Regions from separate parts of the Homo sapiens genome. Here all the other regions are linked to region 3. Evidence: chromatin loops called from intact Hi-C (ENCODE). Cell type or tissue: GM12878. All regions are shown on one strand. Region 1 has its middle 100 kb from the start of DEPDC1. Region 2 overlaps LRRC7 (leucine rich repeat containing 7). Region 3 overlaps GNG12-AS1 (GNG12, DIRAS3 and WLS antisense RNA 1).

Evidence for each region. Peaks named below come from ENCODE experiments on the same cell type or tissue, not always from the same donor. Only the 100,000 strongest peaks of a DNase experiment are listed, where the experiment ranks them.
Region 1: it touches region 3 in a loop (2.3-fold over the local background); 6 of 110 quality-filtered maps call a loop at or near these places.
Region 2: a loop joins it to region 3, with 9 times the contacts of the local background. A loop is called at or near these places in 22 of 110 quality-filtered maps.

The regions. Positions count from the first base shown.
Region 1 is chr1:68,599,260-68,601,759 of GRCh38, forward strand. No RefSeq gene overlaps it. Among named protein-coding and RNA genes, the nearest start is that of DEPDC1, 100 kb to the left of the region's middle. In GM12878, a CTCF peak has its summit at 975 (motif pointing right); no DNase peak of the experiment used is centred here.
Region 2 is chr1:69,736,467-69,738,966 of GRCh38, forward strand. The region is part of intron 2 of LRRC7 (leucine rich repeat containing 7); the gene reads left to right. Among named protein-coding and RNA genes, the nearest start is that of LRRC7, 170 kb to the left of the region's middle. In GM12878, a CTCF peak has its summit at 1,311 (motif pointing left); a DNase peak (open chromatin) is centred at 1,345.
Region 3 is chr1:68,115,384-68,117,883 of GRCh38, forward strand. It overlaps GNG12-AS1 (GNG12, DIRAS3 and WLS antisense RNA 1), which reads left to right. Exons shown (of 10, transcript NR_040077.1): 7 at 2,068-2,349. It also overlaps a transcript of WLS not described here. Among named protein-coding and RNA genes, the nearest start is that of DIRAS3, 66 kb to the left of the region's middle. RefSeq lists a silencer at 1,283-1,577. In GM12878, a CTCF peak has its summit at 1,462 (motif pointing right); no DNase peak of the experiment used is centred here.

The sequences.
Region 1 (2,500 bases), 480 kb after region 3:
TTTAGTTCTGTTTCCTACTCTCACTTTCTTTTCTTTTTGTATTTTGGTATGGGTTACTTCGGTTGATCCATCTGTACATTCTTTGCTTCTTTCTTCAGCTGTGTTGAGTCAACTGATAAGCTCATCGAAGGTAGCTTTCATCTTTGTTCCTGTTTTTTTTCTTTTGTTTCTTTCAATTATTTCCACTCGATTCTCTCTTGTAGTCTTCATCTCTCTGCTGAAATTTCCCACCTGATCTTTATGAGGCCAACTTTTTATTAGAATCTTTAACATATTAATCTTAGATCCTTTAACATCTGTGTCATAGCCAAATCTGATATTGACGATTGTTTTGTACTTCAGGAGTGTTTTTCTTGCCTTTTTCTTTCTATGCCTTGTATTTTTTCGTTAAAAGCCAAATATCTCATGTTGGAGAGTAGAGATTGAGATAAATAATTTTTATGCCTCAACATGGGCACACCCTTTGTACTTGTAGGTCTTCATTGTGGGGTTTTGAGTTAATATAATCAGGAATCTGTCTGGGTTTGAGGTTTAATGTTTTTATGTTTACCCAGAGGGCACTGTAGACTTTAAAATACTCTAGCGACAGCTTTGTGTTTAAAGTCACGTTGATTTACCACAGCAATGTCTGTAAGACCACAAGCTGTAAGGTGTACTTTTATGTTGTGCCTCAGAAAGTGTTTCTTTGCCTTCTGTTTTTCTCTCCTGCACCTCTCCCAGCAGTAATCTGCTTTTGCTATTTTGGATGTGCTGGGCTGTGGGGGAAATATGGGGAGCATTCTCTATTCAAATTAAGTTTTATTCTTACTCAGGCACTGTGTCCTTGATTCTTGGATCCCTGAACTAAGATCTGGGGATTGGGCTGATATAACAGGAACTCCACAGAGCCTTCAGCTCTATTGTCCTTTAGGAGGAGATTTTTATTCCCTTCTGTTCTTTCCTCCACCTGCAATCAGTTTTACTACTATCCTGAGGGGGGCAGTGTTTGCTGCCCAACTTCTCACAGACTAAGACTTTCGTTCCATAAAGGAATTGGGAAAGGGGTCTGTGTAGGGTTTCTTACCTCTTTAGCATGGCTATTCTTCCTCTCTCCCAGGTCTGAAACACAATAGAGACTTTTAAAGGGACACTTCTGTGTATTCTACGACTGACCCATGAAATTCACTGGGAAGGAGCCTGCAAGAGAGCTCAGACTCTTTTCACTTCTGAAGTGTTTACAGGCTTTAAACTCTCTCCACCAGTCTGCACATACCTTTCACCTACAAATTAACTATTTTTGGTAAACTATTTCTATTGACGTCTGATTGCATTTATCCAGGTATTTGACTGCTCACGTTTCTTCTCTTTCCGCAGGTGCCTGTATCTTCACAGATTTTGGGTCAGTTGGTTGTTCTGAAATACTATCTCTCTTGGATTGGAAAAACGTCATACAATTGAAGTTAATTCAATCCTATTTTCTTATTATAATAATGAGAGTAACACTCTCTCCAGTTCTCTATATCACAGAGCAAAAGCCAGAATTCTCTTTGTAATTTATTTTTATATTACTAGTTCTTTGCAAAGTAATTCACACATTTCAAGCATTCAATAATTAAAACATTTAATGCATGCAATATTCATGTATGCATGCCCAAGTCCTCCACAATTGACTAGCACAGCAGGAACACCATACAGCAGCAGAATGGGTTAGCATATCATGACACTATATATCACTTCCATGTTAAGACTGTTACTAAATTCTAGTCTTTCTGTTCTACAGTTCTTTTCTACCATCTACAGAAGGATCTTGGATTAAACTTAAAAATATAATGTGCTTCTAAGTTTCATGATAAATGAACAGTGTTTTTTTTTTTTTTTACATACAAAGCAAAATAAACCTATTTTTAGAGATGGAGTCTTGCTATTTTGCCCAGGCTAGTCTCAAACTCCTGGTTTCAAGAGATTCTCCCACCGTGGCCTCACAAAGTGCTGGAGTTATAGACATGTGCCACCATGCCTGGCCAAAGCATATTTTTTCATGTATATGCATGGTATGCAATATTTTGAGGAATTAACTAAGAATTTTTTACCCTTGTAGATTTTTTTTTTTTTTTTTTTTAGTTTCGCTGACCTTTACCCAACCCAAACAGCTGAAGATCCTGCTTTCACTACTTTGGAAAGGGAGAACAACAAGGTGAAGATAAAAAATAATCAAACGCTTGTCTAAAACATAGACGCTTGGGAAAAACAGCACATTCAGAAGAGCACATTATCAATGAGAGCCAATATTTCACCCATTTGAAGACTAGAAAAGTTTTCTTGAGTTGGGTGGCACAATAGAGTTTAGAAGCTGGCTGGTGCAACTCTGTGAAGTGATCTTGTGCACTATTATCCTCAACTCTGGTCTAAAATCTGGCAGTTGGGCTGATGTACAGGAACCCCAGAGAGCCTTCATCTCTGGGTACAGCACAAGAAGCAAACAAAATTTTGTAATGTCCATTATCTAGTATAGTGGTCCCCA
Region 2 (2,500 bases), 1.6 Mb after region 3:
AGAGACATTTTTATCATCAAAAGCAGGTTTTCAAAAATAATTTATCAGTGTTTGGGAATAAGTTAGGTAATGACTGTCTTTCCAAGGAACAAAACATCTTCTGAGAGATAAAAATTTTTACTGGGAAAGTTACAGAAAATTTGGGTTAATTTTAATATAAATGTGTGTGTGTGGTGAATAAATACAGTTTTTATAGTAAAGCCATCACCTATTTGAATATGAATTCACTTAGTCAGGGCTTTGGGACTTTGCTGCCTTATCTGAGGAAAGGGGACCAGGCTGCGGGTTCTTTCTCTTCTTTCTCCGTGTTGAGGCTCACAGTAGGCCCTTGCCTATTTAATGTAGCCATTGTAATTATTATCATCACCATCATTATCTTTACACTGCCTTTGATATTATTAGCCTTTGGATTAATGTGAGACAATAAGTTGTAAACCAAGGTTCTGAAAGGATGAGTCTTTTTTATAGAAAGGAGTTAAAGGTGACCTTTTTGTATTGGTCTTTATACTGTTTACTTCTTCATAGCTAGTTCCAAGCCTGCCAGTGCCAAACTCAAATTCTTACACCTCCGATTGGTTTACATATAGCCCAAATTATTATACTGTAAGCTACTTAAGAGTCTGCCTGCTTTGCATTCTTTACAAAACTTCACTTAACATCCACTAGCCAGAGATTAGACAAACTCTGTGATATGATTCAGCTGTGTCCCCACCCAAATCTCATCTTGAATTGTAGCTCCCATAAACCGCACGTGTTGTGAGAGGAACCTGGTGGGAGGTAATTGAATCATGCCAATGGGTTTTTCCCATGCTGTTCTCGTGATAGTAAGTCTCACGAGATCTGATGGTCTTTTTAAGGGCAGTTCCCCTGCACAGGCTTTCTTGCCTGCCACCATGGAAGACATGCCTTTGCTCTAATGATCCCTTGCCTTCCACCATGATTGTGAGGCCTCCTAGCCATGTAGATGTGCGAGTCCATTAAATCTCTTTTTCTTTATAAATTACCCAGTCTCAGGTATTTCTTCATAGCAATATGAAAAAAATGGACTAATACACCCTGTAACTATTTGATGCTACCCTTTGTAGCTTTGACCCAGAGACTCCCCCACATGGCTGCAGAGTGACATCAGGTAGACATATAAACCCCCTGTCCAATTCCCTGCTTTCCCAGAATTTCCTTGCCCTAGTTTACTTCTATGTAGTGGTCCCATGCTATTGTATCTGGAAGGTCTTCCAGTGTTAGACACTTCCCAGAACTCTTGCAAACCTGTCCAAGTGCTGCCTAATAAAGACTGTTGTGCAATACTGCCATCTTGTGGTTGTGTCTTTTCCTTGATTGGCTCCAAAATCCTTGAACTCACCACAGTCTCATACCAGAGTTTTGGATCAAAGACTAAGAAGCTGAGAGTCTTTTAATAAATATTAGGGCTGGACTTTACTCTTTTGCTTTGTAAGACAGGAGGCAAAGGGAAGGATGGGCTTTGGTCTACATTTATTTCACAGCCTCATCCTAGGGAATTTGATTGTGGACTCTATTGCACTTGTCAAATAGGAAATCTGACTATTTGGCAGAAACGGCTTAATCTTATTCCAGAGGATGACACATCTTGTCTGGGCTTACTGAGATCGGTTTTAGTGTCAAATGAAGGCTGAATTTCTTAAGGAGGACCATCTATGTCTCACTGAGACCACCAAAAATGGCCATGTACCGAGTTCTAATAAGTAATATTGCATTGATTACTTCACTCAGCTTTGTTTAGAGGGAACGTTTCTCTTTTATTGGGAAGGTAACTAGAATGATAGAGCTGGTAATTGGCAGAGCTGGGATTTGCACCCTGACCCTGTCATCCCATAAGCCATGGTCTTGCCTTCTTATCATCCTGTTTACCTGCGCCAGAGCTAGTACTGATCTACAACTAAGTATTTCACGGGACCTTTGAAAATGATACAAATCTATTTTTTAAATATTTTTCTTCATCTTTTTACTCCTTTCCTTGTTTTTCTATTATCAATTCATTAAGTATCTTATAAAATTGAAACTTGAAACTCTTTAAAATAAAAATCCTACTTTTAGAAAAATTGCCTTTGTGTGTTTTTCTTATCACACAAAGTGTTACTTTATCAGTAGGCTGCTGTATGAGCCCGTTGCTTAGGGAGACTGAATAATACCCCTTTGAGAGAGAGAAAAAGAAAGACTATTTTTATTCAAAATCAACATAGTTGGGGTTCTGTTCCTTGTAAAGGCAAGGCCTCCCAGGGAGAGTTTATGTGAGAGAGATAAGACACAGAAAGAGCTAAACTGCTTTATTTAATAAACTATCAGGAATTACACATTTGAATCTTGGCAGACGGAGTAGAAAAAAAACTTAAGTGGACCCTGGAGACAGAAAAAAGTAGATAGGCAGGAGAAAGTTCTTGAAGACTCTTTACAGCTTGGAAACAAACAGGACCTAGAAAAAGATGGCCAAGTGAGAAACCCCTTAAAGAGGAAAATCGGACTA
Region 3 (2,500 bases):
GAATTCGCCATTCTTCACGAGGCAGTCCCTGGGGCCTAGAGCCAATTCATTCAGTTTAACATTCCCTCCCTTTGAGACAAAGTATAGGGTGGTGATAATGAAGTCAGTCGGGCACAGCCTTGAGTGCTGGCTGTGTGACACAGGGCAAGTCACTCAACCTCTCTGAGCTCCAGCATGCTCATTGGTAATTGGTATAAATGAAAGTACCTATATCATGGGACTACTGTGAGGTGCCAGCACATTATCAGTGCTTTGTAAAGAGCCGCTATTACTCTTGTTGTTGCTTGGACATTTGTTATGAGGGGGGAATACTTTTTAAAATTTGCTTTTTAAAAACATCAACAAATTTCTGAAGGCATTTTCAAATGAGACTTTAAAATATGTTTTTCTCTTCTTATAAAGTTAAAATTTTTGTATGAGGTTAGGCATAATTTTTTTTTGTTTTAAATTAACAAATAGCAATCAAGGGCTTCTAAGCAATTCCAAGGACCCCCTTGCTGCTCTATTCCACTAGTCTTCCACCCTCTCCCTCCTGGCAGCAGTCGTTGGCATTTTTGTATGTCTCACCCTGGAGGCTGGCAAGCTCTGCACCTCCTGGTCGGGAGCTTCCAGCTCTCCCCTGCAGCTGTCCTGAATTCCTCTTGCTGTAGGTTGTCCCTTTGTCCCAGAGCACTCACCCTAACAGGGAAGTCCCTCATTTCTTCATTAACTTCCAGGTTGCTCCCTCCCCATTAATGCTGAGCTGGAGAAGCAGGGTTCACAGGACCTTACAATAGGGACCAGGAGCAGCAGCTCGGAGATTCAGGCCGCCTTTGGCTTCCTTGACCCTCCTGTACCCAGGGCCAGCATCAGGGAGGGAGGAAGAGGACAGGGACAACAATCAGCAGGGCCCGTGTAAGCATACACTTCTTATGGATGACTCCTCTGACAACCACACGGGGTAAGGCCAGGCTCACGGTCACACAGTGGCTGAGCCAGAAGATCAGTGTTTTTGCTTTTCCATCTAATAATGGCTCCGTCTATACAAAATTTTGGGCAGGAAGGGCAATGCATCTATCAGAACTCATTGGTGACAGGCGCAGCAGGAGCTAAATTGGCTGAGTTGAACCAGGCTGTTACTTCCTAGCTGTGTGACCTTAGGGAAATCACCCAAGCTCTCTGTGCCAACAATTGTGCCTACCTCATAGGATTCATTTAAGGATTAAAGAAGTTGATAAATATCAAGTGATTAAAATCCTACCTGGCACATCCATAGCAGGGATTCTACATGCTAGATATTTTAATTGTTGTTAAGCCTCATGAAGGCAGGAGTCTTTGTCTATGTTGGTTATTGGTCTGTGTTAGAACAGTGCCTGGTACTTAATAGGGGCTCTATAAACAGTTGTTGGGTGAATGAATCTATTTCTTTCAAGATAAAAACTCTTTTGCAATGCAGCCATTGTTTATCTTGGCCAGCAGAGGGCAGCAAATAGCTGTGGACTGATTAATTGTGGACAAGGGTGGTTTTAATTTTGAAGGCTAACAGAACTGTCCCTCCTGAGCCAGTTAGGGAAATAAAAGGTTGCCATGAACCTGTACGACTGGCCCCGACCCCTCCCACTCACCTTTGTGCAGGTTAGAATGATTGTCAGGCATTCAACTCACAAAAAATCTTGGTTCCATTTCTTCTCAACTTACTTTCAATTTCCTTCCTCCCTCCCTCCCTCTATCCCTGCTTTTCCTCCTTTCTCCGTTTTCTCTAATCATATTTCCCCCTGCCCCCACACTCACTCCTCTGCATCAAGCTAGTATACTGTACACACTCCCAAACTTTATCTGTACAATTGCAGCTTGTACTGCAAACCATGACATCTAGAGTGGATCCTTATACAGTATTCTTCCCAACCAATGAATGCTGCTAAACCTAGTATAATTTTTTAAACAACATGTAATTTGATAACTAGACCCAGAGAGGTACTATAGCTTGGCCAAGAACACACAGCAATTAGGGGTAACGTTAGAGCCCTAGCCAAGGCCTTCTGCTGTCCATTATACAGCCTCATCACACATGTTCTCTTTTGCCAACAGGAGGCTCGTGTGGTCCCTGTTTGTCATCCAGTCAATACGGCCATCAGCTTCTGGCCCCAGACACCTTTCCTCTGCACTGTGGCACAGAGGAGCAGACTGCTTTGGAGGGCAGCTTCCTGGGAGCTCCAGGGACCCTGGCCAGGCGGCCACTGCCACTGACTTCCTCGGCTCACTGAGCCCGTGCCTGCAGCTCTCGTGTTTCCTCTGTGCTGCAGTGGACGCTTATCTTCCCCCGATGGCACATTTCTTTGTCACAGACAGGACCCTCACTGGCAGTCGGAGGTGAGTTCCCGGGGAGCTTCTGGGTCTTGTTGGTGCCTTCTGGCACCACTTGTGGATGGGATGGCTCTGACACCCAAGCCTCACCACTGCTCCGGGGGTAACCCAATGACATGATCTCCCCAGCTTGCTAGATCCTGTCCTTCCCAATTAT